2 separate regions of the Homo sapiens genome follow, and region 1 is linked to region 2. The links are chromatin contacts, found by Hi-C or POLR2A ChIA-PET in ENCODE. All regions are on one chromosome and are shown on one strand. The core of a region is the stretch at or near the end of the contact, and the rest is flanking DNA. Distances in the headings are between cores, read along the strand shown. Region 1 has its middle 20 kb from the start of STAT4. Region 2 overlaps STAT4 (signal transducer and activator of transcription 4).

What was found. Hi-C counts contacts between places; a loop is a spot of excess contacts on that map. ChIA-PET counts read pairs that join two places held with the same protein, here RNA polymerase II (POLR2A). Pooled maps may share reads with other maps.
Region 1: a loop to region 2 is called in a pooled map, with 2.8 times the contacts of the local background. The contact joins two enhancer-like sites. A Hi-C loop is called at or near these places in 5 of 50 pooled maps. POLR2A ChIA-PET finds 5 or more read pairs at or near these places in 2 of 52 experiments (OCI-LY7 and activated T-cell).

Annotation. Positions count from the first base shown.
Region 1 is chr2:191,168,763-191,173,005 of GRCh38, forward strand. No RefSeq gene overlaps it. Among named protein-coding and RNA genes, the nearest start is that of STAT4, 20 kb to the left of the region's middle. Within about 2 kb of position 1,654, at least 4 of the 41 ENCODE cell types and tissues checked have a DNase peak (open chromatin) inside an H3K27ac peak, as active enhancers do.
Region 2 is chr2:191,112,377-191,116,276 of GRCh38, forward strand. All of the region lies in intron 3 of STAT4 (signal transducer and activator of transcription 4), which reads right to left. Among named protein-coding and RNA genes, the nearest start is that of STAT4, 37 kb to the right of the region's middle. Within about 2 kb of position 2,200, at least 5 of the 41 ENCODE cell types and tissues checked have a DNase peak (open chromatin) inside an H3K27ac peak, as active enhancers do.

The sequences.
Region 1 (4,243 bases), core at 404-2,903, 56 kb after region 2:
ACTGTCACTCAGTGACAGTATCATTTCTTCATTCTTTATTCATTCATTCACTCATTCACCAAATACATATCAAATGCCTTATTTTTGTAAGGTAATTTACTAGGAGTAAATAAAATAAAAATGATGGACATTAGTTTGTTATCTCCCGAGTCATAATAGAAGAGTTGAAAAACATTTTGATCATTATCTAATCACAACTGCCTTTTCTATTAAAAAAAATTATCAAAAGAATAACAGTTAAGATGTAACTAAGTCCCGACTACTTTGAAGATTTGGTATAAATTAGGAAAAAAATTCAAATAAAATTTAATGTTTTAAAACAGCCCTTTTACTAAAGACTTGGCTTCTTTTTTGGCTTTTTAAAAAACTTACAGTTGCAGCCTTGATTAAAGACCTCAGGTTTCCTAAAGTACTTTTAAACTCATTGCTTTATATAGTTTCAATATATTGCTGCTAATCAGTGCCCTGTTCTTACCAACTAAAGGTGCTATCTTTTATCTGCAACTTCGTTTGTGTCATGTCCAGAAGCAAAAGCAAACATAAAACAAAACATATGGAGGAAAAATGATTTCAGTCTTTTCACTGTTCACTTCTATTTTTTACTCTTCTTATAAATCAGTAAAATGTTACTCTTGAACTACCATCACACCCACTTACTGTGGTTTTCCATTGTTGTATAGGATTTTAAAAAATAACTCATTAAATAAGCTTCATTTGAAGATCTCTGACAAGCTTGCTTTTCACTTATGAACCTAATGTAAAACATCCAATTTAGATACATTTTAAGCAGTTACTAAATAATTCCCTTACAGCTATATAGGGGTGCCTATAAGATGAGTCAATGGGTGGTTTATTTAGTCATCTATTTATTCAGCAAGTTATAGAGTGCCAACATTGAACAATGAGCCATCATAGGTTAAAATCAGGTAAAATACCAGCTTGTGCAAGAGGTGTGCCTGCCATCACATTTGAACCCAATTGCTGGAAGAGACAAGTCACAGTATGGAACATAAATACCTCAATACAAGGTAATTTATGAATCATATTAGGTAATTTGAACAAACTAAGAAAGACTGAGTGAAGAAGATGGACCCTAAAAGAACGGTTAGGATTTTTGATAAGGACTAGAGGAATATATAAGTGAAGAGAAAGACATAAGTACGGGCTGAATAGGCAGGGAAACCCAGTGTGTATTCAGGGAAGGTCAAACAGAACATATTGGCAGGAGCAGAAGCTTCATACTGGAAAATAGAAGCAGGTAAAGCTGGTGATGCGTGGAAGTGCTGTGGTGTTTTAAATGCGAGGTGCCTGAGTTTGAAGTATTTCTACGATTCAATTGCCACTCCCTTGTCATTCTTAGCCACTCCAGCCTATCCTCAAGCTGCTGCCAACATGATTCCTCTAAAAGATAAAGTTAACACATAACTCCTCTGTTGAGGATTTCTCAGTGGATTTTAGAAGGGTATGGGTCCCTAAGCCCACTCAAGTATGGGGGTCTATGAGACTGTTCAGAACTGAGCACCAAGACACAGGTTCCCTCTGGCTGAGCTCAGCTTGGAGGGTCACCACTGGCCCTGCCTGGTCTCATAGGGAGCTGGATAAACAAGAGCCCTCTTTGATCCAAGCAATGGTCTCAGACAGAGGTGAAATTGCACCTGGCAACCCATTATGCGATGGCAAATAATGGCAAACAGGCTGAGAGATCTCTGGGTTCTGATTAAATTCCAGGACACTTACACAGTGGAATTTGATGTTACTGGCTTACTAAACTCAAACAAACTTTCAAATTCACTGTGTAAATGCATTTAATTTCAGCAAAACAGCATCCATTATCTTAAGTTTACATTCAAATATTATAGATTATATTTTTGTTTTAATTTTATTTTAAAAATTAGTGCTGTGTATGGTGGAAAGTAGGAATATAGATATAGATATCATACGGCATTATCTAATTTAGTTTTAAAATGATCCCTGCAGCGTAGTTATTATTATCCCATATTATAGATGAGGAAATTGAGGGTTAGAGGGTTCAATAACTTATGCAAATTCAAACAGCAATTAAGTAGCAAATTAGGGATTTTAAACCAGTTCTATTCAATGCCACTTCTTCTGCACATGCACATTCAGATGTCATCTTCAGAGACATCAAAGTAGAATTTGTAAATGACAGAAGCTGAGAAGTGCAAGGACCCAGACTCATCTACAATATCTACTTCCTGGCCGTGACTCATCAGAGGAAAACTACGAATTATGGTTTTACTAAATCAAGGAGTTATATTCGATGACTTTTCAAATCTTCTCTCATCCCCTTGAGTCTATGATCCCTTATCAAATTTCTACTGCTCCCTAAACATTTCAGATTTCAAGAGCTCAGTTGAATCAATGAGGAACTCTTACCCATATTGAAGGAAATGTCTTTTATAGTGATATGTTCCTGTTTCCCTAAAACACCACGAGCAAACTTCAAATACCATTCCAACTTTTGCCCTTTTTTTTTTGTCCACACCTCTTTCAAAAATAAGTAACAGCATTAACAAAAACCAACAAAATTTGGCCCTAGCCCATCTGAAGTATCAGCCAGATTTGCATTTAGTTCCCCAGACCAAAGTAGGAGAAGCAGTTAGCTGGTTACAAGCCCTTCACAGTGCTAAAGAACAATGAATGGAGGGCTTCAAAATCAAAACCATACGTTTGGTAGGAAACAGCTCCAACTGGTGCTTGATTACTAACTAGGCGTTCTGCTTCTAACATGATTAGGACAAACACAGAAAACCCTGTAGGGTTTGAACTGATGGACTGATGTTTCCCTCCCAGGAAGAAAAAGAGCAGTATCCAATGGCATTGAATCACTGTGATTCTGGATACCTTCAAAAGCCAGGGCTTTGAGGGGGTTCTCATTTCTATGCCACACAGTGAGCCCTTCTCTTTCTCAGGAATCCTCTCCAGAGAGAGAGGCTTTGTGTAGAATTTTCCTGAATGCAATGAATGTCAGCACATTCCCAGCTAGAATGTGCATTCTATTCTTATCAAGTGAAACTGACCTCCCTGCCCCAGCATGCTCTCCTTGTTCAACATGATGATTAATTTCAATGATGCAGGTTTCTAGATGAATTGCACTAGAATTTGCATCCACTCCAGATGGCAAATATGTACCTCTGGAATCTCCTCACCCTTAGGAAAGAGGTCATGTGCTAGCTTGCAAGAATGAGGATTTTTAAAATAGTTGGCTTACAATCAAATCTGTGTCCCACAAAATGCTCTGTCCAGACTAGCCTCTCTCCTTTTAGTTGGCAGCGATCCTCTCCTTCCTACTCATTTTCCATCTGATACCATGTGACTCAAGTAGGAGTCACAACCAAAATGAATTTTTTTTACTGCAAAATTCAAGATTTTACAGTATTTTTTCAGCCAATGGAAGCAACCAGGATTCATAAGAGTCTGCAAGTTGATGTTCAATAGGCCCCTGAATCATGCTTATTCACAGATTTCCAAGTTAATTGCCCTGATACATGCTACTGAGCTTCTTCTAGTGAACAAAAATCTTACTCCATTAGTCATCACTGTCAAAAGGAATACAGTACGCAAAATAAAAGCTGGTCCTCTTTTTGTGTGCATTTCTGCATCAGAGTGATTGTTTCAACATTGATTAAATACAGATTTCCCCCCAAAGCTTTGTTGGAAGCGCTAAGTGGTTCAGGTGATGGAAAGTGAGTTAATTCATGTGCTCCCCTAAGTATTTTTTATTGAGGCATTTTCTTAGGATTCAAAGCAAAAAGGAAGGAAATTGCTCTTATGTGTATCAAGGAAGTCCAAATACTCACATGGACAAATAGCTGCCCCACTTCATTCGCCCTTCTTTGCATCCCAGAACTGTCACCTCCAGGAGCCTCTGCTGAGGTTACCATGGAGCTGTGGGGAAAATTTTGTTTGGAGCTTTCAGAGGATCTGTGGGGATAAACGTGGATGAAGACAAAAACCTGAAAATCTAGGGGCTGGCTCTGGGTTGGGGCAGAATCATAAGAGCTGGCCCACCCACCCAGCAGTGTCCTGGCTCCCTCATTACCTGAAATTCCACAAATTTAGTTCAAGACAACGCACATTTGCTGTGTCCTGGGAATTCTGAGATAACTAAAAAAAAAGCTCACGGTATAATGGGAAAGGTAGGAACTTTGTTATAAGATAACTCTGCCTGAAAGAGGTGAAAAGGCATTACTGAGGTATTTTTGAGCCAGATTTTGAAGGC
Region 2 (3,900 bases), core at 950-3,449:
CATACCTGCCAGGACTGTTGTGAGGATATAATGAGGTAATGAAAGTAGCACTGTGTACCAGTGTATCTAGTAGTAAATGGTCATCATTGTTCTAAGCCACATATATGCAAATGGATGAATACATATGGGTATATGTATGCATATATATTTTTTACTAAAACATGCCCTGTGGCACAATCTATATGTAGTATAGGATAGTGATGAAACCAAAAGAAGCAATGAATCAATCTAAGAAAAAAGAAGCTTTTGTTATTACTGTTATTACTTTCCCAAGTACGACCTCATTTTTGACAACTTTGTGAGGTGTTATTATTACTCCATTTCTGCAGTGAGGAACACTGAAGCCTAGGGAGGGGAAGGTCGCCCAGTTACAAATGGTAGATGTGGAAGCAGAACAATGACGCTCTGTCTTCAAGTCTAGAGCTCTTTGGACAAACTACAGAAGGAAAATTCAGGATAATTTCTTGAAAGCAATAATTATTCTGTGACTCAGAATTAAACATACAACGTTCAGTCCTATAATAGAGCAAATATATTAAGAAAAAGAATCTTTTAGCCCTGCACTGTACTACCAGTTCACTTTGCTCCCTAGCAGGAAGGGCATTCCCATAGCTCTCTGCTGTTCTTGCCCATCTGGGAATACTCACACGAGTAGGGCAAGTGGGCCCATCAGTTGTGCTGGTCTAAGCTCCCCATGTCTCATTGCTTTCCTGCCTCTGTGTCTTTGCCTACATGGTGTTGCCCACTTGTAACACCTGCTCACACCTTTGCTTATGAAGATCCTGCCCATACAATTACAGCCAGTGCTGGCAGACATTACTGGTGCCACTCATTCATTTGTTCCACAAATTTGTACTGAACAGCAATTATTGCCAGGCACTGATCTCACTGCTGTGAGTAATCACACCGAACAAGCATTATCTCTCCTATTTTTTCCTTCTTTGCATCTGAACTTGTCTCTTAGTACCTATATTACAGTTGTTCCTTTGATCTTGAGAGCTCCAACAGGGTTATAGTTCAGAGCTTGGGACACAGGAGAAAGCACTTTTTCAAATTTATTGGATTGAAGAGAAGGAAAAGTGCTGAATTTGACAGAATGAAACAGCATTGGATATAAATATGCTCAGAAACTTATACAAGGTAGTCAAACTTGAAGAAGGCTGAATTGGTTTAAGAGATTCAAGGAAACTTTTGGCTTCACAGGGAGATGTAAGAAGGCAATTAGGTACCATTAGGGCCAAATTTGTCTTTTGTCATCATGCGGAAGAAAGATTAAAAAGGTTAAAGATGAAATTTAGAGAGTGTTCCGAGTTGGAGTTTCATCAAAAGGAGCAGGGAAATAGGATAGAGAAAAAATAATTACGGAAACCAGTATAAAGAAAATCTGTGAAAATTCCTTATTTTTTAAAAGTACACTTTTTGTACAGGGAGTACTCCCAAGAGTAGCAGAGAACATTACAGAAATGTTACAGAAATAGAGAAAGTGATTTATATAAAGAACATGTTTTCATATGTATCATTTTTGATATGCCTCTCCCTTCTGCTCAACCACCACAGACAGGAGGTTCCCCTAGAGTTTATGGCTGATCAAATCTGATGTTTAAAATACATTGTTTCTGAAGAAAACTGTGGTCTGATCTAAGATGTGATATACAGGAAGCTGCTGTTATAATTTAATCTGGGCCATAATTGTTTTACAACTTAGGTAACTTTTTAGACTTAGTGTATCTACCTGAATTGTGGTAGAGACAGGAATAATTTTCAGTGAACGTAATGAAAAGCTCAATCCTTAAGTGTTATAGTATTCAATACTCAACTGCTAAAATAATTTTAAAGTTGGCCAAGGCATAAAATTTATAGCCTGAAGTCTTGCCAAAATCACGGTAATGAGACCATAAATCAATAGAATGTCCCTAAAAATAAATTTTGCTGGTTATTTGTTGCATACATATTATTATTAAGGTTCCTTGCATATCTAAAATATTATTTTCCTTATGCATATGGTATATAATAAATGGATACTGTGGTACATTTTGTGTGCAGTATAGAATAGTGGTGAAAGCAAAAGAAGAAACGATATATTTAAAAATAAGCATTTCAGTATCGTTTTTCTTACTGTTCTATTCTCACCTCCTCCGTTAAGTTTAACAGGAAGTCACAACTCTCAGTTGCATAACTTGTGTTTTCCATTCTCTGCATATTTTTCAGCTGAGCACTTATTAGAAATATGAAGTCACTTCAAGTGACAACACCATCATGACACCTCCTATCAAAAGTGACGTCACTTTTGTCTATAATCAAAGCACTGGGGCTCTCCTACCAAATCATTTCACTTGCCATAGGGCTACTGCTGTAGATCATGCTTCTTTACGGGCTGCAGAGCTGGGGGCTGCCTTTGGAGTGGAGAGACAGCAATTACAAACGTTGAAGAGGATGGAGTTCTGCTTTCAGTTCAGCTCAGCAGCCACATAATGTATTGTTGAAGCAGTGGGAAGGTATGTTCCTACCCTCGCAGGCAAAATTTCACAGACTTTTATGTGTTGTCATTATTGCCATTGTTATTTTTTTGTTTCCAGAACTGATGTACTGAATCGCATATTAGTTTATGTGATAAAAAAGGTAAATTTGTTTTTTCCCTCTATATTTGGTATTTTGATTTTTTTTACAACAAGTATGAAAGTGTGTTACTTTTATAAACAGAAAAAAGTATCTGTTTTTCAATTCTACCAACACTTATGGAGGGTCTGCTATATGCCACACACTGTGCTGAGTATTGGGAATCCAAAGTTGAAAGAGATAATTCCACCTCCAGGTCATTTCATCAAAAACCCATTCACCAAGAACCCATTTGTCAAGGTGATTCCTGGTCCTTTGTTCTCAAAAACTCACAAGCTAAAAGAAAACACAGACATGTAAGCAGTCATGAGATGTCTGCTTCATTGGTGATGAACAAAGCTATTGTTCAAGGCTCAGAGAGGAAAATAATTCTTTGGAGGTTAGGAATGGATCCAATGAAATAAAGCAACCTTGGTGTCTCACCCTAGGAGACATAGCTTCATAAGAGGGTTGTGGGTTGGATTCCATCACCCACTTGTCCTTCTGTCTGGTTCATTTGTGCAAGACATAACCTGTCAACCACGCTTCAATGCCTTGGAGAACTCTACTGTTTTGAAAACATCTGCTTTGGTCTTGATGCTATCTTATCAGATTCTGCAAAAGCTGACCAGCCATTTCCGTTGTGTCTCATCAGGTCCTTAGTCACCTATGACAATTGGACCGAATGCTCCTCCCACAAGCAAAATCACCATAGCTTGTTTCCAATGAGAATCTTAGGTTACATTAAGTATCTGGGTGATTCAGCTGGTACCTGACCTCAGTCCTCAGAAATACTGACTTTCTGTCAATGCATAGACAGTGAAGAATAAATTTTGTATTTTCCTGTATATGTTATGCCAGGATTATATTCATCAATAAACTTCAATTTGGGAGGTGGAGAAGAGTCCAAAAATGTACTCTTATTCTAAATACTAGGTCCTCTTTCTGACTATTCAAGTAGGGCTACTTACAGAAGGCCAGATACAACTATATCTATTCTACATTACTGCTTACTTCCTGCAGGAGTAAGGTATTAGTCATATGGTACGTTTGGTTGAAATGAACATTATGACCACAGAAAAAACTTAGAATGTGTTGGATTGTCAGAAAAACTTCATTTGCTTGAATTGTGCTCTGATCATTACATGTAATGCTTTGGTAAGGGCCGTGATGGACAAAGTCAATGGTACTCTTCCATTCCCAATGTGAAGCTAAGATCACATATGTACCCTTTGTTCACTGATGCTGACAAGAGGGAATTGGTTTGATAATACAGTGCTTTTACACCTATGATACGACACCACC